Regions from separate parts of the Mus musculus genome. Here region 1 is linked to region 2. Evidence: chromatin loops called from intact Hi-C (ENCODE). Cell type or tissue: heart. All regions are shown on one strand. Each heading gives the region's core, and the rest is flanking DNA. Links, peaks and the distances in the headings are about the cores only. Region 1 holds the start of Cyp2d12 (cytochrome P450, family 2, subfamily d, polypeptide 12). Region 2 has its middle 11 kb from the start of Cyp2d9.

The links. Peaks named below come from ENCODE experiments on the same cell type or tissue, not always from the same donor. Only the 100,000 strongest peaks of a DNase experiment are listed, where the experiment ranks them.
Region 1: a loop joins it to region 2, with 35 times the contacts of the local background. A loop is called at or near these places in 3 of 42 quality-filtered maps.

Annotation. Positions count from the first base shown.
Region 1 is chr15:82,545,677-82,561,416 of GRCm38, forward strand. It overlaps Cyp2d12 (cytochrome P450, family 2, subfamily d, polypeptide 12), which reads left to right and starts at 9,413. Exons shown (of 9, transcript NM_201360.2): 1 at 9,413-9,659; 2 at 10,525-10,696; 3 at 10,968-11,120; 4 at 11,200-11,360; 5 at 11,982-12,158; 6 at 12,342-12,483; 7 at 12,676-12,863; 8 at 13,245-13,386; 9 at 13,487-13,737. The coding sequence starts at 9,471. The coding sequence ends at 13,677. It also overlaps the pseudogene Gm28023. In heart, for the core only: no CTCF peak of the experiment used is centred there; no DNase peak of the experiment used is centred there.
Region 2 is chr15:82,433,008-82,448,747 of GRCm38, forward strand. It overlaps the pseudogene Gm46501. Among named protein-coding and RNA genes, the nearest start is that of Cyp2d9, 11 kb to the right of the region's middle. In heart, for the core only: no CTCF peak of the experiment used is centred there; no DNase peak of the experiment used is centred there.

The sequences.
Region 1 (15,740 bases), core at 3,900-11,899, 110 kb after region 2:
TCTGCATAGTGCTGAACCTCATACATGACAGCATTGGAGTAGGACATGTGGTCCTGGTCTACCATCTCTGGTCACTACACATGCCCTATGACCTTGTTGATTTCCTGTTGTACTCTGCCCAGAAAGACAGCCTGACTTTGGTTAAGGTGCTCCAGCAGGTTCCCTTTCTTTCCACTACCTTTCTGTTAAAGGCTGAGTCCACAGGAGAAAGATGGCCATCATCCTTACAGGAGCCCGGGTTTAACCATTGCTGGGAGCCACAAGTGACCCAAGTAATCTTAAGGAGTGTGTCTCTATCCTCCTTTCATTCCAGCCCCAGTCAGGTTTGCTCTGCACACGCGGATTCAGGATTGTGAGCAGAAGGCCCTAGGTCAGAGTGATTGAAGTGGTCACAATCCCAGCATCAAACTGGTCAAGGACAACCAGACAGAGATTTGCACCTTTGAAGCTACTCTGGGGGCTCCCCTTTGCCTAGGACATAACAGGACAGTGGACTCAGTGTAGAGACTGGAGTGCCCCATAATACCCTTCTGATGAGTCCAGGTAGTTACACTTCATTGTCGCTAGGTTATTCACAGCACAATGGACACCAGGTCTCATAGTCTCACCTTCTCCATCTCAGCCAGAAAGGCATCAGTCAGGTTACAAAGTGGGTGGTCAGGGTCCCAGGTCCTCTTTTGCTCAGTCACCAGCTTATCCATCATGGTGAGAAATGTCATTGTCCCAGGGGAGACTTGTCAGGCAACCCTGGGATGTGCAGGAGAATTGGGAGTGTGTTCCATTGGGAACAAAAAAGAGGGGGTCCAGGGGAAAAGGGGGAAGGGAAAAGAGGCCCAACATTGCCAGAGTTCCCTATTCTCTGGTCAGTCAGATGTGGGAGGGATGCTGGACACTTTTCACTCAGACCCGGGTGGGCATCCAAGCCTCTGACCCACTCGATGGGGGGTGGACAAGGGGCAGCCCCTGACCTGGGGGCCCCAGGGCCACACTCTGTAGCCCTGGGATAATGGGAGAGAGGGATAAGGGAAGAGGTTCCCAACACTCACCAGAGTGTGCAGCAGATCTTGATGGAGCAGAGACTCTCTATGGTTTAAGGGCTTTATTATAGACCTTCAGGGAGAAAGAGAGAAGATAGAAAAAGAGAGAGGGGGGGGAGAGGAGAGGAGAAGACAAAGAGAAAGGAAAGAGAAGAGAGGAATGAGAGAAGTGAGAGGTGAGAGAACAAAGGATTGAGAGGGCAAGCAGGGACTGAACTGCTCTTTTTATGGTCTTTACTGTTACTAGGTAACTGGGGAGGAGTTTAGCCTGAAGGTCAGAAGCTTGGGCCATTTGTCTACATGACTACTGACCGTGCTTCTCTTGTGGAGGCTGTTGGGGGTGGTAGCCCAATGCCCCACAGTCTTCACAATCTGTAACAGCCATAAAATATGCTAGGCCTTCCTGCTTCCTATAACATGTTGAGTAAATAATATTTCTAGTAATAAAATTCATTGTTACTCCAATGTGTGCTTGTATATACATGATGTGAGGAGAGCTATGGCCACCACAATGATTTTGAGGTCTGGGATAAGCATACACTGTCAGTTCTCAGCTTACTGCATGGGTTGAGAAGAGAAACTCAAGCACCATGATTGCCAGGCAAGTTCCTTTACCCTCTGACCATCTCTCTGGCTCGTGGTGTGCATCTGCGTGTATATTTCTGAAGGTGTGCATTTGTGTATGTGTATCTGTGTATCTGTGTGTGTGTGTGTGTGTGTGTGTGTGTGTGTGTGTGTGTGTGTCTGGGTGACTGGATGTCTTGCTTGTCAGTGTTGTTCTTATATATCCAGGGGAAAGCTAAATCCCCAGTGTGAGGATGCCTGTTACTGTGGCATCTTATGTTTTAATTTCAGCAAAGGAATCACAGTAGATGTGACATCCCAGCTGTGACCTTGCAAGAACCAAAACACTGTCCCTGGGCCCCTTAGCATTTCATCACACATGAAAAAACTCTGGTTCTTTAACATGAGTAGTAAGGCCAGATAGGACACAGCAAAAAAGAGATTCAGGCATCCATAGCCCCTCTCTCCACTCAGTGCTGTGACTGACATGGTGCACTAGACTTTGCACTGTGTTAAAACCTTGTCTTTGACAGAATCATAAGGGACTTGAGATTTGGCTGCTGCTCAGTCAAACTAGCCTGAACCTGGTTGTCATATCCAGTTTCACCCCCTAGACTTTGATCCTCAAATTCTTTGCTCTAGAAGGTTCCAGTGGGTGTCACCAAAATTTGATAAGCCTGTCTCCTGTTGGGACCCAGATCCCTGTCTGACCTGTTGGGAGCCGGCCCGCGGCTCACATGGACAGGGTACACCTGAGTGGCAGGCTGGGGCTGAAAGAGAGGGGAACTAGGCGGTTGAGAGAAAAATGGAGCTAAGTCAAGATTCCTGATCAAAGCTCAAATGTTTAATAGCAAATATGCTTGTAAAGTGGGGGGTGGGGGGCATTCCCATCAATTCATTCTTGGAGCCTGGAACCAGCTGCAGAATAGGGTGTAGTCTCCAGAATAGCTCAGTGGCCTCCCAGCAGGTAGCAGTGTCTTGAAGGAGAACAGCAGCAGTGGCTGAACAATAGATTGATCTAGGGAGGAAGGCTCCACCCTAGGTAATCTCCTTAGTGGCAGCAAAGTCAAGGTCTGGCTCAGCCTGCTTCAGGCTGTGGGGGATTACACTGACCTGTGGATTGACGTCCACTATGTGCTGCTACAGATACGATAACCTCAGTTACTATCCACCACTAAGTCATTCACCTAGCACAGGCTGTGTTGCATGTTATGTAGGTCCACCTGCAACAGGTTAGCTGCAAAGGCCATGGCACAGTGCCCGGTGGGTAGCAAGAAGTCCAGAGCTTTAGGTGGTGCATCAGGTCCTGCAGTAATATGAAGATGATAGTGAATATGGCCACAGGCCACAGGCCAGTCCCAGTCAGCAGTTACATAGCTGCGTGACTGCTGCCCAGGCTTCTTAGAGACTAATGACAAACACTCAATATAACACCAAGGATCAGGAATCCCTAATCCTGGACCCTGTCACCATATAAAAAAGTGACAAGGTTGCCATTTGTCCTCTGCCTCCAGCCCTAATATGGTATTTTCTTTGGCCAAGTGTAAGAGGGAACAGTGATGTTCAGTTTCTCTTAGGAGCTGAGCATGCTTGGCTGAGCATGGTAGGTAGACTAGTAGACCTCTCCTTCAAGATTGATGATCTGATCATTGTGTCCAAACAAACATCTTGTATGCCAAACTTACAAAGCTTTGGGGACATTGAGAATACTACCACAGAGAGGAATGAGACCTTCAGTCCTTCATGGAGCACTTTGTTGGCAGGACATGAGGGATGACTGGCACCCAACCAATGGCTTCTGGGAATGTGTGAGCAGTGAAAGGCTATTTCCTGCACTTGAGGGAAAGAAGCAGGAACCACTATGGAGAGGGAATGGCAACAGGAAAATAGAGCTAGAGTAATGGTGGGTAGGTGAAGGCCAATGAGTGAGGCAGCTGGAGCATGCGCCATCTTTCTTACAGGTCTGTGTTCATCCAATTGAACAGGCAGCAAGAATGCAACACGGGACCTCTCAGACCCAGTCTACAGAAGATGAAAAATGGTCTAAGAACATTGGGGTGCCACTAAGTTGGTTCAGTGACTTGTTAAATGCTGGCATCCGTCTCTTATTCACCTTTCATTTATTGATCGTTCATTCTCTCCTGTCAATAGTCTTCCACATAGACATAGATAAGGCAGATCACTCTTCAAGCCAGAGGCCTGTGATCAGTAGTGGTCTCCCTTTTCCATGGTACCAAGCTCCAAGACCACTCTAAGATGAATGATAGAACTGAAATATAAAACATTCTGTAGCTTTTCCTATGTAACTGAAGGGAGTATACTTGTGTCTTACTTAGGGTTTTACTGCTGTGAACAGACACAATGACCAAGGCAACACTTATAAAGAACAACATTTACCTGGGGCTGGCTTACTGGTTCAGAAACTAATCCATTATCATCAAGGTGGGAGCATTGGAGCATCTGGGCAGGCATGCTGCAGGCAGAGCTAAGAGTTCTACATCTTCATCTGAGAGCTCCTGGCAGGCTCCAAGTCAGCTAGGATGAGGGTCTTAAAGCTCATACCCTCAGTGACACATCCACTCCAACAGGGCTACACCTTCTAATAGTGCCACTCCCTGAGCCAAGCATATACAAATCATAACACTCCACTCTTTGGAACCCATAGGCTTGTTCAAACAAATGAGACTATCAGGGGCATACCTAAAAATACTGTAATGCAAAATAAATTAGGCCTACTTCAAAAGTCCCCATAGTCTATAGCAGTCTCAACAATGTTAAAAGTCAAAAGTTCAAAGTCTTTTCTGAGATTCATCCAGTAACTCAACTGTAATCTCCAAGTCAAGACAGGAAACCAGCTGGGGTAAACTGCAAACATCTCCATGTCTGATGTCAAAGCAGTCTTCAGATCTCTACCTCCTTTTTCATCTTTTTTTTTTGGGGGGGTGTTTGGTTTTTTCAATATATGGTTTCTCTATCGTTTTTTATCTTTGGTGATTGCAATAAACTTCTTTCTCTTCTGCTGCTTCTACTCCCTGTTAGCATCTTTCCTAAGCACATAGCCCCTGGCTTTGTCATCTCCAACATTTTGTGGTCTTAAAAACAACTTTAATGCTACATCTTCTTGTTTCTGTGTTTGGGATCCAAACATGATCTTCTGCACTAATCCAAAGGACTGGCAGCACTTCTCCAGTTCTGCCCTCTGTAGCATTCTAGGCTCAGGTTGATCCACTCCACAGATATTGCTGTTGTTGGTGATCATCCCAAGGAACAGGTATCTCCAATGTGCTGGAGTCTTCTGCTGCAATTAAGCTTCATCAATAGCCTCTCTTTTTTAAATTAATGTTATACTTAATTTATTTTTTTCTACTCTATATTCCATTTCCTCCCCTCCCCCATCCACCCTATGTCTGCTCCACATCCCATGCCTCCTCCCCACTCCACCCAATTTGCCACATAGATGCTCTCACTCCACAACCCACCTGAACTCTAAACTCTCTGGGGCCTCCAGTCTCTTAAGGGTTAGGTACATCATTTCTGAATGAACACAGATCTGAAGTCCTCTACTGAATGTATGTTGGGGGCCTCATATCAGCTGGTATATGCTGTCTGTTTAGTGGTCCAGTGTTTGAGAGATCTTGGGGATCCAGATTATTTGAGACTGCTGGTCCTCCTACAGGATTACCCTTCTCCTCAGCATAGGCTCTCTTATTGGGTTCAAGCCTCGACTTCTTTGCATGACCCTTTCAGTCCTGGAACATCAACTGCAACTGAGGCTGTGCATTCACCAAAAGCCTTCCATGGCCTCTCACAGTGCCAAGCCTCAGCAGCTCTTCATCACCCCATTTTGCCTTCACAATCGGTACCACTTCATCACTCGTACAATGTACATTACCAAGTACAGGTACTACACAAGGTACCAACTTGGCTATCTCTGGAACACAGCTTCTTTGTGCTCTCAGAAAACATTTCCCAGAAGTCTTCACCAGAAGTTATACTGTTTGCTTCTTATTCACCACTAATTTCTTAGTTCCAGCTAACCAGCATCAATTGTTCCAGTAGTTCCTTTTATTATGGACTCTAAAGCCAGAGCCACGTGGCCAAAGCTGCAGAGTTCTGTTGCCTTATCACCAAATTTCTGTTTTCCAACTCTTTCTCTGCCTAAGCTTGGATGTCCTGAAACTTGCAGTATAAATTTCTTTGAACTCAGAGATTTTCTTGCCTGTCTCCTAAACACTGGGATTAAAGGTGTGGGTCTACCCAGCCTGGATTTAAGTTTTTCTTCACCTAGAACTTCCTCTTTTTTCTGCTGGCCTTGAAATCAGAGAACTGTTTGTCTTTGCCTCCTGGGATTAATAGCTTATAATACCATGCCTGGATCTAAATTTAGCTGGGTAGAAGGTTGCCCCAAGTTCATTACTCCCTTGGGCAGAGAATTTGGGGTTGCTTCTAGAATTTTTGCCAGGACTTGTCACTGGGCTCAAGGAAGTAGGCTCAGTTAAAATATTCACATTTAGGTTAATACAAAGCTCAAGGAAATCTCTACTGAAAAATGTGTGGCATTCCTTTTACCTTGGTCATCTTCTTAAGCCCCTAAAAACAGAGAACAGGGGTTATGTTTATTGACCTGCTTGGTCTCTTTGTTTATTACCTTGTTTTATTACTTCGGCTTTGACCTAAGAACTGACCCTATTCTCTGCAAGTACCTAAAAATTTGTACATTGGTAACAGAAATTTGGCTTAAAACTGGAAACTTAGTGGGAGCCATTCTAGAGAACAATACATGCAATGAGCCAACCTAGGGAAAAAAGACTCTAGAGATATCCCTAAATTGGAATAATATTTTATATAATTCTTGTCCTAGAAACCGGATTCATAAAAGATATGATTTAAAATAATTAGATATTAGAAGCTGCACAGTCATGCATTCATATATAAGAACTGGAAACCAAACTTTGTAACATGATACTTATGAACTTGTTATTCATTTTAGAAAGAGCAGACACTGTTAACATTTGGTTTTGCTTTCCAAAATTATGGTTATGCTTTAATATTGGAGAAGAAACTTTAAAATTATAGTCAAACTGCCAATGTTCCATTAGCTACTTTTTACAATTCAATCATATCTCAAGATTTTAATCACCCATATTTTTAATTGAGAAAAAATCAAGGAAGTGGAGATTATTGCAAGATTTATAAAAGATTAAAGGAAGTATGGGATCTCCTGCTCTGCGATTCCAAAAAGTAGGTATAAAATTGGTGCAGATTTAAAACATTCGTTTTATAGTATTTCTTTGCATCTTGATGATTGTAAAAGGTTTGTATTTAGTGTGCTTGTCACTTAAGCAATAGATATTGTTGGAATAGTTTTGCCTGAAGGAATGGCTAAAAACCCTGTCTTATGTTTAAAAAAAAAATGTTTGTTGCTTCAATACAAGAAGTTAGGACTTTGCATCTTTCTATGTATATTATACATTATAGGGATGATATTTTGTTAGCTGATTTCTCTAAACGCTTTTCTTACATGATTTTGCTCTTATTCAACAAGCTTTAAATGTTGGGGATTGACTCCAGCACCGGGGATCCTTGCCCGGGGAGTCTCCGGACACCCCCAAAGACATCCACAGGATCCCCCACGGGATCTTAAGACCCCTGGTGAGTGGAACACAGTGTCTGCTCCAATCCAATCGTGTGGGACCTGAGACTGAATTAACTAGGGAAGCAGATAAGCCGGCCTGATCAGGGGCACAAATCCCTTCCAGTCCAGTCTAGCACCGGGGTTCCTTGCACTCAGAGTTTCTGAACACTCCCAAGGTTCTCACAGGACCCTCCACGGGATCTTAAGACCTCTAGTGAGTGGAAAAAAACTTCTACCAGGAGGCAGGTTCGAACACCAAATATCTGGGCACCTTCCCTGCAAGAGGAGAGCTTGCCAGCAGAGAGTACTCGAACCACTGAAACTAAGGAGGGAACTAGTCTCCCAGGTCTGCTGATAGAGGCTAACATAATCACCTAAGGAACAAGCTCTAACCAGAGAAAACTATGGTAATGGATCACAGTCCTGAAGTGGCCTTGCACCATGAGGGGTACAGTAACCTCCCAGGGATGAAAGTCTAACCAACACTAGCCAACCTCTGCCCACAAGATTCTCAGATCATTTCTCAGCTTCCCAGGCTGAGTTTGAGAAATCTTGTGTTTTATGTCTTGCTGCCTGATCAACTGGATGACCACAGACCTGTAGTGAAGATGGCACATGCTCCAGCTGCCTTCCCCACTGCCCCTCACTAATCAACAGAGCCTTTAGCTGCCTTCGCACCACTACCTTTCACTTTTCAATAGTGGCTTTACCTGCCTTCCCACCACTGGCCCACACTCGTCCTCAAGGATTCCAGCTTCCCTCCCTGACTGGCCTTCTTTTGCCCTTAGGGGCTTCATCCTCTTTCCCTCAACTGCAGGAGACAGTCTTCCACTGATCTCTCACACACAGAAGCCATTGACAGGATGCCAGTCAATCCTCATTTCCTGCCAACAAAGTGCTTCATGAAGATCTAGGAGGTTTCATTCCTCTTTGAGGCAGTATCCTCAATGTAGGACTGTGATAAGCAGCCTATTTTGGTTGAATGAGGCTTGCTTTGGCAACCCAGTAGAAAACTCTACAAGGAATAGAACACTGAGTCACATTCCCAGAGACAGGTGCCTGACACCACAGAGTCCTCAACTCCAAAATTCTTTGAGTATAAGTCACACAGAGAATGTCCCAAGCTTCTGGCATTCTGGCTAGACTTTACACACACACACACACACACACACACACACACACACACACACACACACACACAACTAAAGTTACCTGACTGTAGCCAGGTATACTCCTCCCCACAGTTACCTGATATCCCAGCCCACTATAAAAGGAGCTGCTTGGCCCCTCCTTGCTCTCCTTAGCTCTCACCTTTCTTACTCTCCTCTCTAGCCCTCCTTCTCTCTCTCCCTTGCCCCTGCTTTCTCCATGTGGCCATTGCCAGCCTCCCTCTCTCTTTCTACCTTCTCTCTTTCACCCTGCCTTTCTACAATAAAGCTCTAAAACCATAGACTGTCTTTGATCCTCAAGGCCTGCCATGCTTGAACCAGGGGATAGGCTTTCCCCTAAGGAGCTGTGTTTAACCTCCTTCTGGAAGGGCTTCCTGTGCTCCAGCCATGGGCACGACCAAGGACTCTTTCCAGTGTGGGAACCACCCTTCACCCCCCTCTCCCCCTGACCTCTCCTCGGCCTGGGGCTGACTGAATCACCCTCAGAACCCCCATTTGTCTCAGCACTCCCACAGTATCCAGTGTGAGATGCCCAAGACCGAGAACCTGTTACCTACTACTGCCTCTTGTTCACACTATCCACCAAGCTGGGGTCCCTGGCTTCCTACAACCAGACACCCACCTGGGGTGGCATATAAAGCAAGTGGCAGTCCTTCCATGTCTGACCAACCAGAGCACCGGAACTCTGGCGGGACGGGGGTTTTCTCCCACTCCCTCTTTTCCCCCACACCCACTGCCCAACACCTCAAGCCCTCAAAGAATTGCATGGGTAGCATAACAATGAATTTTCTGCACAGAATGATCAGATCATCCATCTTGAAGCAGGAGTCCACTAGACATCTGCATTCCATGTTCAGCCCAGCAGAATCAGCAGCTTCTGGAAGAAACTAAACATCACTGGCTCCTCCCTACACCAGGTCAAACAAAACACTGGGTTGGGGCAGGACACAGAAGACAAAGGGCAACCCTGGCACTCCTTTATAAGGCAGAAGGATCCTGATCCTAGGTGTTTGATGTAGCGTTTTTCATTGGTCTCTGGGAAGCCTGGGAAGCAGTGGGGCAGTCATGGAGCTGCTGACTGGGACTGACCTGTGGTCTGTGGCCATATTCACAGTCATCTTCATATTACTGGTGGACCTGATGCACCGGCGCCAGAGCTGGACTTCTTGCTACCCACCAGGCCCTGTGCCATGGCCTGTGCTGGGTAACCTGCTGCAGGTAGACCTAAATAATATGCCATACAGCTTGTACAAGGTGAGTGACTTAGCGATGGATGGTATATGAAGTTATGGTGTCCTTAGTGGCACATAGTAGGGTTTGAACTACAGGTCAGACTGGGATATAGACCCCCCAAGAGGGAACAGGCTTAGAAATGTTTTGGTAGCAGCCACTGGGAGTACCTAGAGCAAACGTTTATGGGGAAAAAGTCGAGGAGATGAAGCAGGATGTGACAGCAGGATTTAGTGTGTTTATACAGGGCAGCAGCCATAGAGATCCCAAGTCCATTATGGCCCTGTCAAAAACAAGGTCTTTGCCTGCTGTGAGGTCTACCACCACAGACAGTCAGGACACAGAGTGTAGAGAGGGACTGTGGCTGCCTGAATCTCTTGCTGCTGTGTGCTCTCTGGCCTCACTGCCCATCCTGAGAAACCAGTTTCTTAGTGAATGTTGACATGCTAAAGAACCCAGGACAGTTTCTGGCTCTGGCAAGGTCACCACTGGGGTGTCACATCTACTGTGATTACTTTGCTGAACTTAAAAATAAGACACCACAGTGGTAGGCAGCCTTATGCTGGGGATGGAGCTCAGGGAAGAGCATTTTCCCAGGATACATGAGGACCAAAGTTTAATAACAAGAACACATACAAATATACATGTACACACACAAATACAGAGAGAGAGACAGAGAGAGACAGCTAGATGCATGGACTCACATACACATATACACACATACTTAAATTCACACACACAAACATGTATGTGTAAACATACACAAATGTGCACTCACACACATAGAAAGTGCCTTGCACTCTCTCACACTGACATTGTTATTCAGTGAGCCTGGTTCTATGATCTGTGGGCACCTCTACTTCCTATGTGCTTTGTCCCTCTACTTCAGCTTCAAAACCGCTATGGTGACGTGTTTAGCCTACAGATGGCCTGGAAGCCTATGGTTGTGATCAACAGAATGAAGGCAATGAAGGAAGTGCTGTTGACCTGTGGAGAGGACACTGCTGACCGCCCTCCAGTGCCCATCTTTGAGCATCTTGGTTTCAAGCCCAGATCCCAAGGTAAAGGGCTGTGTGGATGGTGGATTTGGGTTCAGACGTGTGGGAATAAGCTGAGGAAGCACAGGTTATGAATGTGGGTGGGGATGTGGTCAAGCAATTCACAGCAGAGTCACTGAAAACCAGGAGGACTACCCAGAAGGCATGCACTGGATTGTGATAGCAAGGTTTTAAGAGGCTCATGGCCAGGACAGAACACAGAGGAGAGGAGAATTGATGAGAGCAGGAGACAGCACATCTGGACATTCTTGGTTACACACAGATGTGTCTGCAGGTATGATCTTTGCACCCTATGGACCTGAGTGGCGAGAGCAGAGGCGATTCTCTTTGTCTTCTCTGCGCAATTTTGGCCTGGGCAGGAAATCTCTGGAGGAGTGGGTGATCAAGGAGGCCGGCCACCTCTGTGATGCCTTCACTACTCAGGCTGGTGGGTGATGGGTGAGGGATGTAGTTGGGCACAGGGATACATGGGCAGTCCATTGACTTGCTTGAATCTCCACTTCCAGGGCAGTACATCAATCCCAACACCATGCTGAAAAAAGCTACGTGCAATGTGATTGCATCTCTCATTTTTGCCCGTCGCTTTGAATATGAAGACCCTTACCTCATCAGGATGCTGAAAGTACTGGAAGATAGTTTGACAGAACTCTCTGGATTAATTCCTGAGGTAGGAGGTTCAGGGCAGCCTACAGAACCACTTTTGTGCAGTCTGTCTTCCCTGTGCCAAGTTTGTGGGAGAGGCCTTCTTGGGTTCAACTACAGAAGGATATGCCTGTTGACAACTATTTGAGAACATGAGGGGAGAAGTGGACTAAGATCAGGATTTCCACAAAGGGAGAGAACTTGGGCCTTCTATTTGCATGGAACACCAAAAGTCTGTGTTTATGGCCAGGGTAGAATATTCCTCTGTTCACCTGGTGCTGAGAGAACCTTTAGGTGGCTCTTCAAATTTAACAGTTGTATAGGAAGCTGGGGACAGGTGGGAACAAACAGGCTTTGTGTCTGTTGTGAGGGAGGCTGGCAACTGAGACTGGTCCAGGTGGATACCGAGCATCACTAGCACGGAGCAGACAGTAAAATGGTGAGTGGGTAAGGAGCTGGCAAAGCAAGGCAGCTGACCCCAGTTTGATGTCTGGGACCCATGTGGAACAGAGACAATTGACTCTACACACTGTCCTATCACTTGCTTCCATACACTCTGCCCTATAAGCACCATACATGATTATGATTCACTAATAATTAATTTTATGAAGATGAACCTCTGAGACTTCCCCCGTGTCTCTCACAGGTTATTAACACATTCCCGATACTCCTGCACATCCCAAGGCTGGCTGACAAGTTCCTGCAAAGTCAGAAGTCCTTCATCGCCATAGTGGATAACCTGTTGACTGAAAACAGGACCACTTGGGACCCTGCCCAGTCACCCCGAAATTTGACTGATGCCTTCCTGGCAGAGATAGAGAAGGCAATTGGCAGCTCCAAGACTTTTAGCTAGGGACTGTGGGCTGATGTCCTATGAGCTGTGAGGCCAGATGGGTAGGGTTCTGTGCATCACCAAGTGACTCAGCACCTGGGCTGCCCTGGGGACAATGGGAGGCCATCTGGGACTTTCTCTCCCTACTGAGACCATCCTTTCTGTGTGGCCCAGGCCAAGGGAAATCCTGAGAGCAGCTTCAATGATGAGAACCTGCGCATGGTGGTAATAGACCTGTTCACTGCAGGGATTCTGACCACCTCAACCACACTGTCCTGGGCCCTGCTGCTCATGATCCTGCATCCAGATGTGCAGCGTGAGCCTAACTGAGGATGGGAGGGAGGTAGAGGCACAGTCCCCAGTCAGTTGATTGTGGCTACCAGTGCTACCTCAACCCAGACTCCAGGGCTGCTCACTGGTGTTTCTGACATGGCCTCAACCCTTAACATGATTGTAAGACAGGGAAGTCCCTTGTGACTGTTTCACTGAGGTAATGCTGTCCCTCCAGGCAGAGTCCAACAAGAAATCGATGAGGTCATAGGGCAGGTGAGGCATCCAGAGATGGCAGACCAGGCCCACATGCCCTACACCAATGCTGTCATTCATGAGGTGCAGCGCTTTGGGGACATTGTTCCACTGCATTTGCCACGCATCACAAGTCGTGACATTGAAGTGCAGGACTTCCTCATCCCCAAGGTAGGCCTGGGCCTGATACTACTTCATCATGATCACTATCCTACAAGGGCAGGAGATACCAACACCACTACATCCCATTTGTAACTTGTTCACAAGAACAGGAGTCCACGCAGGCTGCAGCCTTTGAGAGTCCTCAAGAAAGAGAAATGGCAAAGAAAATGACCAAAGGGCACTTTATGGAGCATTGCACACAGGGATGGTTGCTGGGTAGGCCACCAATGGGAGATCTGTTACAGGACCCTGCAGGGTGTAGAGGATTAGGGGCTGAGGTTGAAAGAGAGGATCCAGTGTGTGCAGGAAAGAAGATATGCATGTGATCCTGGTGACCAGGGTCTGCCAGCTCCACCCCAGTCCATGTTCACACTATGTGCCTCTTAACAGGGGACGATCCTCCTCCCCAACATGTCCTCTGTGCATATGGATGACACTGTCTGGGAGAAGCCCCTCCGCTTCCATCCTGAACACTTCCTGGATGCCCAGGGCCACTTTGTGAAGCATGAGGCCTTTATAACATTTTCAGCAGGTGAATGCAGGTTGCCTGGCTGCCTGCCTTTTCTCAGGGTGCCTTGGCGGGTGGAGCACCAATCAGGTCCCAGACTAACTGAGCCCTCTTCCACACACAGGCCGCAGATCATGCCTGGGGGAGCCCCTGGCCCGAATGGAGCTCTTCCTCTTCTTCACCTGCCTCCTGCAGCGCTTTAGCTTCTCAGTGCCTGATGGACAGCCCCAGCCCAGTGACCATAGAGTCTTTTCTATTATGGTTGCCCCCTCCCCCTACCAGCTCTGTGCTGTGATACGTGAGCAAGGACACTAATTCCATACAGGCTCTGCAGGGAAGGCTGTGTCATGTAGAATAAACTAGTCTTGTGGTTGCTGCTGTTTTCTGCTTTAACCCCAGCCCTCTCTTGTTGGGTCCTCTGACAACAGTCTCCAACCAATGTTTCCACCTGCCTTGTCCCTCTCCAAGAGACAACATAACTCTTGCGATGAAAGGATGTGCTAAGCTTGGACCACTGGTACAGGGCTGCAGTTTCAACACTTGGAGCCCATATCAGGAGGATCAAGTGTGTGGTGCTATCCTGGGATATTCAGCAATCCCTAGGTCAGTCTGGGCTATGCAACGAGGAAATTCTTCCTGGTAAATCTAAAGCAGAGCTACAAAAAGGATGCACAAAGAAGAAAGGAAGAAGGGAGGGAGAAAAGGAGGATGAAGAAAGAGAACAAAAAGGTAGGCTTTGTTTAGGAGTGACACCTGGCCATGCATCACACACTAAGACCCAATAGTGGTGACCAGGTTGGTGACAAACTGCACGCAGATGTAAGTTCTCCATGGGTCTCTGGTACAGGTGTAGCAGGCTTCCACTAAGAGTCAGCAGTGATCTTCTTTGAAGACATGACATGGTGGTTCCCAACACCCTGTGGTGCCATGATTGACTGGAAAGACTCCCAGGGACAGGAAGTTTGCTGTCTTTAAGTGGTGACAAAATAGGAATGACAGAGATGAAAGGAGCAGCAGGAAAAGTGACAACAGAGCTCAGGGAGACTGGCACACTCCCAGCTGTCTGTCAGATATGTCAGAGGGTGGGATTCCCAGTCACCAGTGTGACTCTGGCTGAGGACATTGCCCACAGGGAGCCTCAGGGAGCCTCACTGTCCAGGGGCTTAGTGGGCGCCAGTGAGATGGAGCATCCACATGGCTGACCCATCTCCACACACTCCAAGTCACACTCAGGTAACCAGGGACCACTTGCCTAAATCCCTGTTGCTGGTATAAATGGTGCCAGGAGAAACTTGCACAAGTTCCATCTGTCCTCTACCAGTGGAGTCCAAAGGACAGCAATAAAGTACCTGTTGATATGTGTGTATAGAATTGCAAACCTGGGAGCACCCCTGTCCCAATGTAACAATGCTTGATAGCCAGGGACTCAGTCACAGCATCCTGTGTGGACATGGCACACCTGTGCTGCTGACATGAATATGCACACCCCAGTCCTCCCTGAACTCACATGATTCTCAGAGACCACAGTTGGTCACATGGCTGAGAGGACATGGACTGAGGATGAAGGGAAGAAGACAGTGGCAGCAGGCACATGGTTAGCAGAGCATCCATGCCTCTCCCAAGAGCTGGAGACAAAGAAGAAACCCATTACAGCACAGTGTGGTCCATCCCTCACTTGTCTGGGCACTTATCTCACCAGGGCTCACTTACCTGATGCAAGAAAATTCAGCCTGAGTCAGCCCATCCCCCTCTGGGGATGGCCCCCAGTCAACACCACTGCTTCTCTTTGATAATGTCATGTATGAAACAGACAGGTAGAGATGAGAGGCCAAATGAATTGTCCCAGCACTGACATGCAGGGTTAATGATCTAGTACCAGAAGTTCTTCTGGAAGGGGCCTGGAGCAAACCATGAGGAACCCAAGAGCCTGGGTCCATCAGTGACCTGAGCAAGTTGTCTCCCTAATCCCCTTTCTAACCATGATCCATGCTGGTGTCCTAACTCCCATGCAGGTCTCCTTTCAGGCCAACTTGAGGCTTGAGAAAGTCTCCTGTCTTTGCCCCAACCTATGATGCTCTTATATGGAACTGGGTTGGGCGGGGTCAAGAATCCTAGACAGGAAGAGGGGGCAGGCTTGGAGGCTTCAGTCCAGCAAGAAGCACGGACTTACCCACAGGCTCCACTGACACAGAGCTGGTCAGTGCAGGGGTAGCCTGGTCAGCAGACAGGAGGAGACCCGTGTCTAGTCCTTGATGTGGGGCAGCATTGGTGTGGTCGCAGCTTGGCTCCTGCCTCTCCTTCTACACTGAAGGTGCAGCAGAGAGAGTGCCTGCCTGGAATCCACTGGGAGTTTTGAGCCTTTGATATTTAGAGGTCTA
Region 2 (15,740 bases), core at 3,348-11,347:
GGAGAGATTTTCCGACTCTTCCCCAGCAACCAATATCACAAACACCTGGCAATGGGCTTCATCAGTGGGCACACACATGAGTTCAAGGAACGGTCAAAACATTGGCAGACACACGGGTTCAAGGAACGGCCAGAGCATTGTGCACCTCTTTTTCTAAATCAGTGAAGCTAGTTCTGCTAACAATGAAATCTATTTTGCCAATTTCAGGGCTTCTGTGACCTTTTACATTCTGTCAGGGTCTTTCAGTACCTATCATGCTCAGGCAAGCATGCTCAGCACCTGGGAGAGACTGAACATCACTGGCCCCTCCCAACTCTTGGCCAAACAAACAAACAAAACAAACAAACAAACAAACAAACAAACCAACCCAGGATTGTGGCTGGAGGCAGAGGAGAAATGTCAACCTTGGCACTCTTTTAAATGGTGTCAGGCTCCAGGCTTGGGGCTTCCTGATCCTAGGTGTAGTAGTGAGTGTTATTCATTGGTCTCTAGGAATCCTGGGTAGCAGTGGGCAGTCATGGAGCTGTTGACTGGGACTGAACTGTGGCCAGTAGCCATAATCACAGTCATCTTCATATTACTTGTGGACCTGATGCACTACCACCAGCTCTGGACTTCTCACTACCACCAGGCCCTGTGCTATGGCCTGTGCTGGGTAACCTCCTGCAGATGGACCTACATAACATGCCACACAGCATGTACAAGGTGAGTGACTTAGTGGTGGATGGTAACTGAGGTTATGGTATCTGTAACAACACATAGTGGCGGTCAAGCCACATATCAGACAGGGATCTGGGCCACAACAGGGACAGTCTTAGCAATTTTTGATGACATTCCCTGGGACTTTCTAGAGCAAAAGATTTGGTGCTCAAAGTCTAGGAGGTGAAGCAGGATGTGACAACAGGGTTTGCTATGGGCTGGCTCTGTTAGAGTCCCTCAACCCTTGGGAGAAATCAGGGTCCCGGTATTCAGGTGGGCAAGGAGTGAGCGAGTGACAGATATGAACAAAAGGGAGTGCTGGATCTGAATGTAATTTCTCAAATTAAGCATCAGACTTATATTACAGAAGAAAACTAGAAAGTTAGGTAATACATTAAGGTCATCCGATGCATAATGAGTCTTTTCACAAAACAGAAAAATTCGTAAATAAAAGCTAACAGGAACCAGGCAGTGTTTACAACTTGGATAAAAATTAGTGTTTACAACTGGAATAAAAATCAGCCTTTCCTAAGGTCAGCTTATTTTTAGAAGCCAGGGGCAAGGGCTTCATGCCCTTGCCATAGTTCCAATTCTATTCTACTGTATAATCCATCTTCTCCCTAGGTCATTGTAAATTCCTGAATATGGGAGTGACGCAGCTGTTATTCTAAGTATTTACTCTAGTTCCTTCTTAGACCACAACCCACCTTCTTCCTAGGCCATTGTAAATTTCTGCATATGGGAGTGACTTAGTTGTTATTTTAAGTATTTGTAGGGAACCTCCATTTATTTATCAGAGGAGCCCACCAACTTTCTTCTAATATGTAATGTAGTCTGCTATACACAACTGTAATGAGAATTCCAAGCTTATTTTGTAGAACTTGCTCTGAGATTTCTACTCTAATCTAGTAAACTTCAATGCCTGATTTGGTTCACTATCTTTCTTTCAACACTGGAAGCATTTTGTCTGAATAAGTAACATTCTTACGAAATCAAAGTCCAAGGTTGGCTCAAACGATTGCCTAGAATATTGGAACACTGGTGGAGGCCAGGAAGCAATGTTCAATCTAACTTAGCTATTTGTTGAATCATTCCTTTGAGGCACTTATAATAAAACAATAATGAAAGAAAGCATGCAAAACCCTTCATCAGACTATCACAATGACATATCTGGACCATATCTGTGTTATGCGATGCCAAAGACTCCAGGAGACCAGTTTCTGTGAAACTTTTTGCCTCAGGACGGCAGCCAAGCTTTTGGACTTGTCATGCAGACTCCACTGGAGTGGGTGTGGCAAGAGTTCAGGCACGTACGACCAAAGAGCAGACAAAGAAGTCTCAAGTACCTTATGATGCTATCAAAGACAAGGTCTTACCATGTTGCAAAGTCTTGTGCATCATTCAGTCCTGAATTCAGAGAGGAGCTTGGATGCCTGAATCTCTATTTGCTGTGTCCTATCTGGCAGCACTGCCCATGTCAAGGAACCAGAATTTTTTCATGTGTGATGAAATGCTAAGGGGCCCTGGGACAGTTTTCTGGCTCTTGCAAGGCCACAGCTGGGATGTCACATCTACTGTGATTCCTTTGATGAACTTAACACATAAGATGCCACCGTAATAGGCATTATCAGGCTGGGGATTTAGCTTGTTAAGAACATTTTCCCAGGATATATGAGAACAACACTAAGCAAGACACACACACACACACACACACACACACACACACACACACACACACACACACACCTGCACAAACATACATGGGGATGCACAAGAGGAGCCAGAGAAATGGTCAGAGGGTAAGGGAGCTTGCCCGGCAAGCATAGTGTTTGAGTTTTATTTCTCAACCCATGTAGTAAGGTGAGAACTGACTCTGTATGCTTCTCCTGGTTCTGAACATCCTTGTTGTGGCCATAGCTCTCCTCACATCATGTATACACAAACACACATTGGAATAATAGTAAATATTACTACAAATCTTATTTATTCAACTCGTTAAAGGAAGCAGGAAGGTCTAGCATATTCTATGGCTGTTACATGTTCTGAACACATTCCCAATTCTCCTGTGCATCCCAGGGTGGGCTGACAAAGTCTTCCCTGGGTGATCGACATTTCTTACAATGGTGGATAAGCTGGTGACTGAGCCCAAGAGGACCTAAGACCCTGACCAGCCACCTTGTGACTTGATTGATGCCTTTCTGGCTGAGATGGGATTTGGTGTCCATTTTGCTGTGAATAACCCAGTGACAATGAAGTCATCAGGAGAATATTATGGTACACTCCAGTCTCTACACTGAGTCTGCTTGTCCTGCTCTGTCCTAGGCAAAGGGGAACCCTTCGAGTAACTTTAATGATGCAAATCTACGTCTGGTTGTCTTTAATCTGTTTGGTGCTGGGATTGTGACCAGTTCAATCACTCTGACCTGGGTCCTGCTCCTTATGGTCCTGCATCCGGATGTGCAGAGCAAGCCTGACTGGGGCTGGAATGAAAAGAGGAGGTGGGTAGAGTCACACTCCTTAAGATTACTTGGGACACTTGTGGCTCCCAGCAATGGTTTAACCCAGACTCCTGTAAGGACGATGGCCGTAGTTCTTCCATGGACTTAGCCTTTAAGAGAGAGGTAGTGGACAGATAAGAGAAACATCCTAGGGCACCTTAACTGAAGTCATGCTGCCCTCCAGAAAGACTACATCAGGAAACAGATGAGGTCATAGGGCATGTGTGGTGGCCAGAGAGGCAGAGCCAGACCTCATGCCGTATACCAATGCTGTCATACATGAGGTTCAGCACTATACAGGCATTATCCCGATACCTTTGCCACACAGGACTTCTAGTGATATTGAAATGCAGGACTTCCTTATCACTAAGGTATGCCTGACACCTGCCAAATTCTATTCAGTATTGCCAGGTAGCTAGTGGCATGAGCTGCCCAGTTAAGGAGGACTGAAATTTAAACAACCCAATTCTTAGCTCCACAGCACCAACTTCCCCTATGTAAGTATGGGAATAGAAAGAAGAGCAAGAACTGTATACTAGGAATCCCACCTAAAAAGGCAAGCAAGGTAAAATATGGCAGGCGTGGATGTAACAGCCACTACCTACAAATACAGGTGACAATGAATGTATATCTGTCACTTATCACATATCCCTGTATTAATGAGAACAGCAAAGCTCCTAGGGCTGAGTTTACATCATAGCATTCAGGGTGTGAATTAGATCATGGTGACATAAAGTGAGTTTGTCCAGGCAGATTCAGGACTGTGACACGAACTGAGAATGCAGGTCATGAGAACAGGGTGTGGGAGCATAAGTAGATAAATGCTTGGATATAGGGAACGTCTTTATGTTTAACAGATTGCTGGCAGTATATATGAAGATCCCTTAAAATAATTTTACTGAGTGCACCATTAAGTGACCATTTGGAGCCATTATCTAGTGCTTACTGAATATAGACCTTTTTGTAGAGGTGTACTAGTCTTGATGTCCTCAAATCTGGTGTTAACTTCAGATATTTGAGATTTTCTAGGAGACATCCCAGTGGGGTGCCTGGCTGTAGCTGTCCCACAGCTACTGAGAACTGGGTACCTGAAAGGGAGGCTGGGGATGAAAAAAGGTTGGGTGAGAGAAGGATGAAGCCAAGACAAAAGTTTCTGATCAAGGCTCAAAGTTTCATTTTCAGCTCTGGGTTTGTATAGGGAAAGTGCACAGCTGGATTATGTTGTTTCAGCTGGATTAGGCTGCAAATCAGGATCAGCAGGCAGTCTACCCCTGTCGGACATTTACTCCACCTGGGTCATTAAGATCCAACTTTTGCAAATACTTAAGGTCTATTTAGCCTTCTCAAGGCTGGGAGAAGGGTATATCTGGTGATACATTTAAAGACAATCTTGCACCCATTGGATCATGGGGATATTACTGAACTATTTCAACCAGGGTCCAGAAAAGAGTTCAGTACCAGGTTACAAGTGTACAGCCAGGCTAGTTCAGGTCATCACGTTAATATCCAGGAGCTCTGCGAAGTCCCGGACTCACCATAAAGAAGTCCAACCTAGATCTAGGAATTGTTGAATGGCTATAAGACCCTGAGTGGTTATGAACCATTTTCAAGAAGGGAAGTCATCCAAGGGTCTAAATCTTATCTTGTATGTCAGCTAGGAGGCAGGTCATAAAGACCGGGGCATTGAAATGTGTGTATTCTAGGGTAGCAGGAAAGAGGGAACTGTATGGTTGGTGTGGGTCCGTCTGACCGTGTAACTCAGATGGCATATTGCGGTTCCACACTGTGGACCACAACTGGTGGCAGCAGCTCCTATGGCAGAAGTCTATGAGTCCTACAGTGGCCAGTGGGTGGCAGTGGTTCTGCAGTGAGACCTCAGTTGGTGGGGCTGGGGCACAGAGTGGCCCTTTTCCACTCCCTCCTGTCAGGTCAGGGTGAGCTCACTATGGGCGGGACAGTGCTGTGCTGTGGACCTACAGGTCCCCATAGCACCACACTGCAGGCCCCGTGGTGGCAGCTGAGGCAGTGGTACCACATTGCAGGCATGTGGAGGTGGCTGATGCTGTGGGTCAGGCAGCCTGTCAGTCAGGTCAGCTCTGCTGCTTGGCAGTGGCAGACATGGCAGCTGCAGTAGAGGCAATGGTGTGTTTACTTTGAACAGGCACTGGGACATCTTACTAACAGCTGGAAGCTACAGCCCAGTGCTTCTGACTGTTGGAGTCCACAGAGGGGAGGGGAAAGGAGGCCCGGAAATAGGGTGTTACATATCCCAGCAAAGAGCACACTATTCTTGTGGCATGCAGCTCTGCTAGCACTCACTTTATAAGTCCCAGTCAGAGAGTGACAGAGAGAGGCTGGGGGAAGAAAGGATGTCCATCTTGTGCGTGGGAGAGTGGCCTCTCAGACAAGGTAAAAGCTGTTTTTTCTTGCATCTGCAGCGGGACATCTAAAAGCAACTATGATAGTGGACAATCAAGCAGAGCCCAGTGGCAGCTTTGGTGAAGGAAGCAGGTGGTCAAGTGCGTGGGAAAGCATGTCTCACAAACAGAGCCCATGGCAGGACACAAGGCATGGAAAAAGACACATTTTCCCCCAGGGGAACCTTAAGCAAATGCAAGAGAGAGAAGGGCAGTAGACAGAGTCCCTGGCAGGTCAGGGTCAGACCCATTTTTCAGATGGCAAACTGGCTGAACGAGCCACAGCGGGAGCCAGCAAATGGGGGATTGGGGAGGGGAGAGTCTACATATGCTACGGGTCACTACTAAGAAATTGTCAGTTTACTGGCTATGTAGAGATATTGGTTTCTGTTTACTGTGAAGTAGACCAAGTCATCTCCATAAGTAGAAGACTGACCCATGACTGAGATACATGGGGCTGGGGGTTAATGCTGGGAAACAGTGCTCCTGAGCCACAGAGAGTTGTTTATTCAGGCCCCCAAAACTTTGAACTTGCCTTGGAGACCTCAAGATGTTCAAGATGACAAAGCCATGGGCTATCTGCTGAGAAAGGTTGTTAACAGGTAATGGAAGCAGTACAGGACAAAGAAATTTGTTGAGGTAAACAAAGATAAAAAGGAGTTGAAGATCTGAAGACTGCATTGACACTACACATGGAGATGCAGAATTTGGAGTTTACCCAGTCGGTTTCCTGTATTGCTTTGGGGATCACAGTTAAGTGAATAGTGGGAACCTAAGTAGTGGCCTTGAACTTTGGAATTCTAATATTGTTGAGACTGCTATAAACTATGGGACCTTTGAAGTTGGACTAAATACAATTAGCATTGTGCTATGTTTAGGTATGGCCTCCATAGGCTCATATATTTGAAGAAGCCTATGAGGAACAGGGAGTGGAATGTTATGGTTTGTATATGGTTGGTCCAGGGAGTGGGACGATTAGAAGGTGTAGTTTTGGATTAGGGTTGTCACTGTGGGTGTGGGAATTAAGACCCTCATCATAGCTAACTGAAAGCCAATATTCTGTTAACAGTCTTCAGATGAAGATGTACCACTCTCAGCTCTGCCTGCACCATGCTTTCCCAGACACAGCCATGCTCGTGTCTTGATGAAAATGGACTAAACCTCTAAACTTGTAAGCCAACCCCAATTAAATGTGTTTCTTTATAAGATCTGCCTTGGTCATGATGTCTGTGCACAGCAGTAAAACCCTAACTAAGGCACATGTCCACTCCATTCATCCCCATAGGAAAGGCCACAGCATGTTTTTGTTCTTCAGTTCTATCAGCCATCTTAGAAGGGTCTTGGAGCTTGGTATCATGGAAAAGGGGGACCACTCCTGTACTTTTTTTGTCTGTCTGTCTGTCTTTGTACATTTGTGAACCATGGAACTGTGGCCATAGATGGCCAATGACCCTTCGGGGAGGAGCCTCCTTTGCCTTCTTTATATATTCTCAAAGGGGAACTCCTGGGTGATAGCATCCTTAGTAGATTTGTTGAGTAATTCCTCCACAGTTGTCCTCAGTTCTGGGTGACACTCTCTGAAGAATGCACAAAGCTCTGCAAGCTCTGCCCCCTGGAATCTTGTGTTTCTAGGGCTGTTTTGATTGAACCACAAAGTGTGTCTTTGACCTCATTGTCCTAATGATAAGTGACAGTGGCATTGTTTATATGCTTGTTGGCTGCTTGTCTATTCACTTTGCACAGATGTGTGTGCAAGCCTTTGGCTCATGCTTGCTATAGATATCTGATATACAATTTTATTTCTGACACTTAATGTCTTCTCAGACCTCTGGATTACCATTATTCCTTCATCCCATGGTTTGTTTCTTTTCCTCCCTTTTAATAGTGACCTTGCTAAAGAGCATTTGCACATATATATTTAGGTGTATGTGGGTGTGTGTACCACATGTTTATTCCGGGGTAACAGAGAGTTGGTTGAACCATAAGGAGTTAAGACACTCCTACTGTGTGGCACCAAAAGTTCAAACTCAGACTATTGGGCTGTGAGGCAGATATTTACCCACAAAGCCATCTCATCAACCAGGCAATGACCTGTGACATGGGTCGTTTTATACTATTACAAAAACCCAGTTTGGCTTTAGTTCTTTGATGCTTGTGTTATGTTCTTTCTGACCATAAGTCTATTTGGATCTGAAAACAGTTTTACAAACCCCAGCTTCTTCTTCAGTTTGGAGGTAGAAATGGAGGTTGGCCAGTGTCATGATCGTGCTCAGCAGTCCCCTTTGTGTGCATTTTAGGAATACACAAAATACTCCTCCAGGAATCATATATGAGGTTTATTCTCAATACTTTACATTTTATTTCATACCAAGTGAATTATCTGAAGCAATTATCCTGTGGCTTCAGATTTCTTCGGTAATGAACCATGGCAATGGACCACAGTCCTGCAGTGGCCTTGCACCATGAGGGGTACAGTAACCATCCAGGGATGAAAGGGTAACCAACACTCTCCAACCTCTGCCATCCTTTGCCCAAACGAAGCTTTCCCAAGTCTTCCCTCAAGAGTCACAATTGTCCTAATGAGTCACATCCCACTTCTGAGAGTGATTAGGAAAAGAAAAAGACCTAAAGATGGCTCTGAGACTCACTGCTGGTCACCATTCCAGTGAAATGAGACCGTTCAAAGGCAAGAAAGGGAAACAGTGCACAGGAGAGATGTGCTCAGCTTCCATCTGTCCTCTTGCAGGGAGTCCAAAAGACATCAATTATCTCTACACATGACTGCAGAGAATTGCAATCCTGGGAGACCCCCTGCCCCTGATACCCAGAACTCAGCATCCTGTTGTGGACTTGCCACACCTGTGCTGCTGACATGAATATCCAGGCCCCAGTACACCTGAACTCACATGACTCTGACAGACTGCACGTTCACAAGGCATAAATGACATGGACTGAGGATGAATAGAAATGAACTGTGCCAGCAGACAGATGGATAGCAGAGCATCGAGATTCTCTCCCAAGAGCTGGAATCAGAGAGGAAACCCATAACAGAACACAGTGTGTGACATCCCTCACCTGTCTGCACTTACCTCACAAGGGCTCACTTACCTGATGCAGGAAAATCCAGCCTGAGTCAGCCCATCCCCCACTGGGACCAGCACCCAGTCAGCACTGCTGCTTCTCTTAGATAATGTCATTTCTGACACATTCAGGTAGAGATGAGAGGCTGAAGGTGCCATCCCAGCACTGGCATGCGGGTGTAAGCATCAGGCACCAGAACATACCCTGGAAGTGCCCTGGAGCAAACCAGGAAGAACCCAGCAACCTGAGTCTGTCAGTGACCTATGCAAGTTGTCTCCCTAATCCCCTTTCTGACCATGATCCATGATGGTGTCCTGACTCCCATGCAGGTGTCCTTTCAGTCCCACTTGGGGCTTAAGAAAGACACTTTTCTCTGCCCCAACCTATGGTGCCAGTCTATGCAACTGGGTTGGGCAGGGCCAAGAATCACGGACAGGAAAAGGAAACAGGCTTAGAGGCTCCAGGCAAACAATAACCATGGACTCACCCCCAGGCTCCAGTGGCACACAGGTGGTCAGTACAGGGGTGGCATCCACATCAGAGCGGAGGAGACCCATGGGTAGGCCTTGCTGTGGTGTTCCATGGTTTGGGCTCAGCCATGCTCCTTCCTCCCTTCTGGCACATTGAGGTGCAAGAGAGAGCCTGCCTAGATCCCACAATGACATCCTAGCCTATGTTCTTTAATTGTCTGGATCCCCAGCAAGGACAGGGACCGAGCTTCTGCTGATTCTAGTGAATGGTGAGCTGCTATGTGTGGTGTGTCCAGCAGTGTCCAGCACACAGGTGCCATTGTTTGAAGGCTCAGGAGTCATCTTTCTGTCTTCCTCTTGGCGGCTCACCCTGGCCACATGCCTCTGGCATGAGGAAGAAAGTTACCTTACCTATCTCCTGGTTGAAGACTCTTGCCAGGTGAGATTGACCCACCAAGAACAAAGAGTGAATAAGAGACAGAGGCCAGCATGTGACAAGTTCCTGTACCAACTTAGTGGCTCCCAAGATTCTCAGATCATTTCTAAGCTTCCCAGACTGAGTTTGAGAAATCTTGTGTTTTATGTCTTGCTGCCTGATCAACTGGATGACCACAGACCTGTAGTGAAGATGGCACACGCTCCAGCTGCCTTCCCCACTGCCCCTCACTAATCAACAGAGCCTTTAGCTGCCTTCGCACCACTACCTTTCACTTTCCCATAGGGGCTCAACATGCCTTCCCACCACTGGCCTTCACTCACACACAAGGATTCCAGCTTCCCTCAACGACTGCCCTTCTTTTGCCCATAGGAGCTCCAGCCTCGTTCCTTTATGTGTAGGAAACAGCTGACCAGTGCTCACACACACACACAGAAGTGATTGACTGGATGCCAGTCAATCCTCATGTCCTGATAAAAAAGTGCTCCATGAAGATTTGGAGGTCTCATTCCTCTCTGAAGCAATATCCTCAAGCCCTCAAAGATTTGCATAGGTAGCATACCAGATTAATTATTTGCACACAATGATCAGATCATTCATCTTGAAGAAGGAGTACTCTAGACATCTGCCTACCATGTTCAGCCCAGCAGAATCAGCATGCTCTGCTCCTAGAAGGAACTGAACATCACTGGCTCCTCCCTACATGGAAACAAACAAAACACACCATTGGGGCTGGATGCAGAAGACAAAGGGCTACCCTGACACTCCTTTATAAAGTTGCAGGATCCAAGCTTGGGGCTTCCTGATCCTAGATGTTTGATGGAGTGTTTTTCATTGGTCTCTGGAAAGCCTGGGCAGAAGTGGGGCAGCCATGGAGCTGCTGACTGGGACTGACCTGTGGTCTGTGGCCATATTCACAGTCATCTTCATATTACCGGTGGACCTGTTGCACCGGCGCCAGCGCTGGACTTCTCGCTGCCCACCAGGCCCTGTGCCATGGCCTGTGCTGGGTAACCTGCTGCAGGTGGACCTGGATAACATGCCATACAGCTTGTACAAGGTGGGTGACTTAGCGATGGATGGTATGTGATATTATGGTGTCCGTAGTGGCACATAGTAGGGTTTGAGCCACAGTTTAGTCAGGGATCTAGATCCCCAAGAGGGAACAGGCTTAGAAATATTTTGGTAACAGCCACTGGGAATTTCTAGGGCAAAGGTTTTGGGGAACAAAGTCCAGGAGGTGAAGCAGGATGTGACAGCAGGATTCAGTTTGTTTGGACAGAGCAGCAACCATAGAGATCCCAAGTCCATTATGGCCTTGTCAAAAACAAGGTCTTGGGCTGCTGTGAGGTCTACCGAATGGAGAGAGGGAGTGTGACTGCCTGAATCTCTTGCTGCTGTGTACTCTCTGGCCTCACTGCCCATATCAAGGACCCAAGACTCTTCATGAATGTTGACATGCTAAAGAACACAAGATAGTTTTCTGGCTCTGGATAGGTCCCCACTGGGAAGTCACATCTATTGTGATTCGTTTGCTGAACTTAAAAGATAAGACACCGCAGTGGGAGGCAGCCTCACCAGGATGTGGATGGAGCTCAGTGAGGAGCAGTTTCCCAGGATACATGAGGAGCAAGGCTCAATAACAAGCAAGACACACACTCATGTGCATGTACACATGCAAATACAGAGACAGAGAGACACATGGAGTCACATACACATATGCACATATACTTAAATTCACATACACAAACATGCATGTATAAACATACACAAATGTGCACTCACACACACAGAAACTTCCTTGTACCCTCTCACTTTGACATTGTTGTGCAGTGAGCCAGGTTCTATGATCTGTGGGCACCTCCACTTCCTATGTGCTTTGTCCCAATACTTCAGCTTCAAACCGCTATGGTGATATGTTCAGCCTACATATGGCCTGGAAGCCTATGGTTGTGATCAATGGACTGAAGGCAATGAAGGAAGTGCTGTTGACCTGTGGAGAGGACACTGCTGACAGCCCTCCAGTGCCCATCTATGAGCACCGTGGCAAAGTGACAACAGAGCTTAGGGAGTCTGACACACTCCCATCTGTCTGTTAGATGTGTCAAAAAGTGGGATTCCCAGTCACCAGTGTGACTCAGGCTGAGGACATTGATCACAGGGAACCTCAGTGAGCCTCCCTATCCAGGGGCTTGGTGGGTGCCAGAGAGATGGAGCACCCACATGGCTTACTGGTCTCCACACACTCCAAGTCACACTCTGGAAACCAGGGACCACTTGCCAAAATCCCTGTTGCTGGTATAAATGATGGCACATGGTCCTCAGCCCCAGTGTAAGGAGACACTGCTGTCAGCATGTGCCAGATCCTCAGTCAAGGTCTCCAACAGCCTGACAAGGCTCAAGCACCTGTCCTGGACTGTGCAGCCCAGAACTCCCCAAGCTGAGGTTGCTCTTCAGCCCTGGCCACACTCCTTGCCATACCAGGCAGATTGATGAGTTTGTCTGAGCGTCTTTTTTTCATTTTTGTCAAGCTCACTAAAATTCAAAAGCAGTACTATTTTGTTTTGTGTAGTGTTGGGCACAGACCCCAAGTCATTATGTATGCTCAGCCAGAGTACTCCATTATACTATAACCAAGTGTATATGTGTGTGGGGCTGAGGGTGTAGGGAAAGAGGGGGGAGGGAGAGAGTGCCTGTGTCCAGTCAGAGTTCCTGTGCTCTGGGCAGGTAGGCCCTGCACTACTGCTGGACGCTTTCCACTCGGCCCCGGGTGGGCATCTGGCCATGTGAAGCCACTATCCCCACACAGCGGGGCGTGGATAAAGGGTAGCCCCCGGTACCAGGGACCCCAGGGCGACACTCTCTGCCCTGGAGATATGGAAAGAGGGCAGAGGGAGAGAGGTGCCCATGCAGGCAAGACTCCTAAGTCTGGTCCATGGCTGGAGCACAGGAAGGCCTTCTGACAGGAGATTAGGCACGGCTCATTAGGAGAAAGCCTATCCCATCATCCAAGCACAGTGGGCCTTGAAGAACAGAGACAGACAATGGTTTTAGAGCTTTATTGTAGAGAGGCAGGGGCAAAGAGAGAAAGTAGAAAGAGAGAGAGAGACCAGTCATGGCCATGAGGAGAGAAAGGGGGAAAGGAAAGTGAGAAGAAAGGCTAGAGAGTAAGAAAGCTGAGAGAGAGAGAGAGAGAGAGAGAGAGAGAGAGAGAGAGAGAGAGAGAGAAAGATGTATAGTAAGGGAAGAAAAAGCTTAAGAGAGTAAGAGAGAGAGAGCAAAGTGGGGCCAGGCAGCCCCTCTTATAGTGGGCTTGATATCTTGCTGTTGCTAGGTTACTTGAGAGTATAGCCTGAAGGTCAGAAGCTTGGGACATTGTCTACGTGACTGAAAGCCAGGAGCCTCTTCTGTGGGGGCTGTGGGGGCTGTACATTCGACAGGATCCAGGGGTCCAGGAGGCAGAAGGGAACCCCTTTTGTCCCATGTATGTGGGAATTACCATCCATCAGGCTCTACTGGGGTTCAGACCTCAACTAGACTAAAGACCAGACTGTCTGCATAGCCCATTGCCCTACATATCTGTGTGTGTTCATGTGTGTTTTACATAGGCACATAAGTGTGGCATAGGTACCTATGTGTGTGCTCATGGGTATGTGGCTTAAGTTTGTGTGCATTGGCATGTGATATGCTATGAATCCATGTATGTATACATCTGTCTGTGTGTTTATGTGCGAATGTGCATGTGTCTGGATGTGAATTGAGTATATCTGTGTGATTACATGTTTGTCTCTGTGTGTGAAATTGTCTGTATGTGCATGTGTTATATGTAAGTATACATCTCTGTATGTGTTTCTGCATGTAAGTGTCTGTGTGTGTGTATATCTGTATCTCTGTGTATGTGTTTATACATGTGCCTCTCTTTAAGTATGTGTGCTTGTGCCTGTTTTGTGTGTGTATCTGTGTCTGTGTCTGTGTGTGTGTGTGTGCTGATGCTCCGGCCTGTGCATCCACGTGAGGACACAAGAAGTCAATGTCAATGTCTTCCAGTATCTCCACTTCAGCTTTACTATTTGAGAACATGGAGTCCATTCTTTCAGGTGGACTGGATGGCCAATGAGTTCCCAGGATGCGCCAGTCCCTGCCCCCACTCCTGTGGTCACTGTCACACAACAACAAGCCTGGGATTGCATAGGTGCTAGGATCTGAGCTCAGTCCTTGTGCCTCCACAGCAAGCCCTCAACCCCCTGAGCCATCCCTGCAGCCACCTCCCTGCTGTACCCTGGGTATGGTGTCAGAAGCAGCATGCCTGTAGCACATGGCATGTCTCATCACTGTCCTTACTTAGATTGATGGTTTCTTTGGGGTTTTTTCTGCTTCCCTTATTTCTGAATGTTTTGGATCTACTCAACTGCTTTCCACAACTTCTCAACAATCTGACATCCCATCAATAGAATCAGGAGGGACAGGCCCCACAGCCCTGCCCACCAGCCACAGTAGAGATGCCACAAATTTTCTACCTTCTGGGTCCCCAGTCCATCCTGGGATGCTGTAGTTACTGAAGGTCACAGACCTGGCACAAAGGAGGAACCTGCAGGGTTTGAGGGTCCCCCTCCCCTGCTCCTGCCTTGCCCCACCTTTGCATCTGATTGACCCTGAGTGGTGAAAAAACCCATCCTGTGCCTGTCCATATGGCTGAAACCTAAATAAACATAGCACTATCTTTCCAAGCCTGGCCTTAAAACTGCTATAAACAAATGGTTTCCCATTGAGCTCCATCATTGACATAATTACCTGGGGTCTCTCTCTCCCCTTTCTGTTTTTGAAGGATTTGTATAGGTGTGTGTGTGTGGGGGGGTATTTATTTGGTTGGTTTGGTTTGGTGTTTTGAGACAGGATTTTTCTATGTAGCCATGGCTATCTTAGAACTTACTCTGGAGACCAACCTGGCCTCAAACATAGAGATCCAAGAGCCTCTGCCTCCCAAGTACTGAAATTAAAGGCATACGCCACCACTGCCTGATTAAAAAAAAGTTTTTCCATCCATTGACTATTCCATTGCTCTCACAACTCCTCCAAAATCACCCACCAAGGGGTCCTCTTTCTTAACGTCCTTGTTAACTGTCATATGTCACCCCCTCTGCTGTCTCTCCATGTGCCAGTCCTGTCAGGTGGACACAAGCTAACATCCTCTGGGAAGATAGAGCCTAGATTGAGAAGGTGCCACAGCAGGCTGGCCTGGGGTGCAGTTTCTTTATTGATGGGTATTGTGGGAGGGCCCAGCATCTTAAGGGTGCTGCCACTCTAATGCTGGTAGTTCTGGATGATATAGAAAAGAATGCTGACAAGCCAGTAAGCAGCACTCCTCCACAGTCTCTGCTTCAGTTTCTGCCTTGGGTCCCAGCCCTGACTCCCCAAAAGGATGGCACTGTAAATTCTAAGATGAAAAAATTATTTCCTCCCACCCTTCTGTTGCGTCACAGCAATAGAAACCCAAGGATGGCAGTCTGGATCTACTCCACTTGTTTCTTCCTCTGATAGTTCTCTGTATACGCTTTTGAGGTGCTGTGGGCTGAAACCAGGCTTTGGAGCATGCTAGTCACACCCCAAACCTTTTGGACAGTGGGTGGGAGAGTTGATGGTTTATTTACTTGTTGTATTTTCCGTAACATACTCTTTCCGTTTGCCTGGAATTGTCTGATTTACTTTGCATTTTGACCCTCTGGTTGTTTCAGAAAGTTGTTGCTAATTTCCACATGCTTGTCTTCTGTCCATTTCACTACTAAAATGTCAATTTAGAGTCTCTTTCCAAAGCAGCAGGAATGATCCTGCTTATGACTTTTTAAATCCAGGGCTGCTCTTTGCAGCCCAGGCTGACCTGGAATTCCCTATGTAGAACAGGCTGGCCTTAAACTCAGAGGTCATCTTCCACTGTTTCTGTCATCATGGTACCACCAGATCCAAAGTCACCAGCACAGGAACTTCTGAGTGCCCTCCACTGACACTGAGTCCCTTCGTGGCTCCTTAATTTGATCGTTACTTTAGTTAAAGGAATTATAGATTCATTTTATGTATTAAGCATGAGTATACTGTAGCTGTCTTCAGACACACCAGAAGAGGTCATCAGTTCCCATGGCAGATC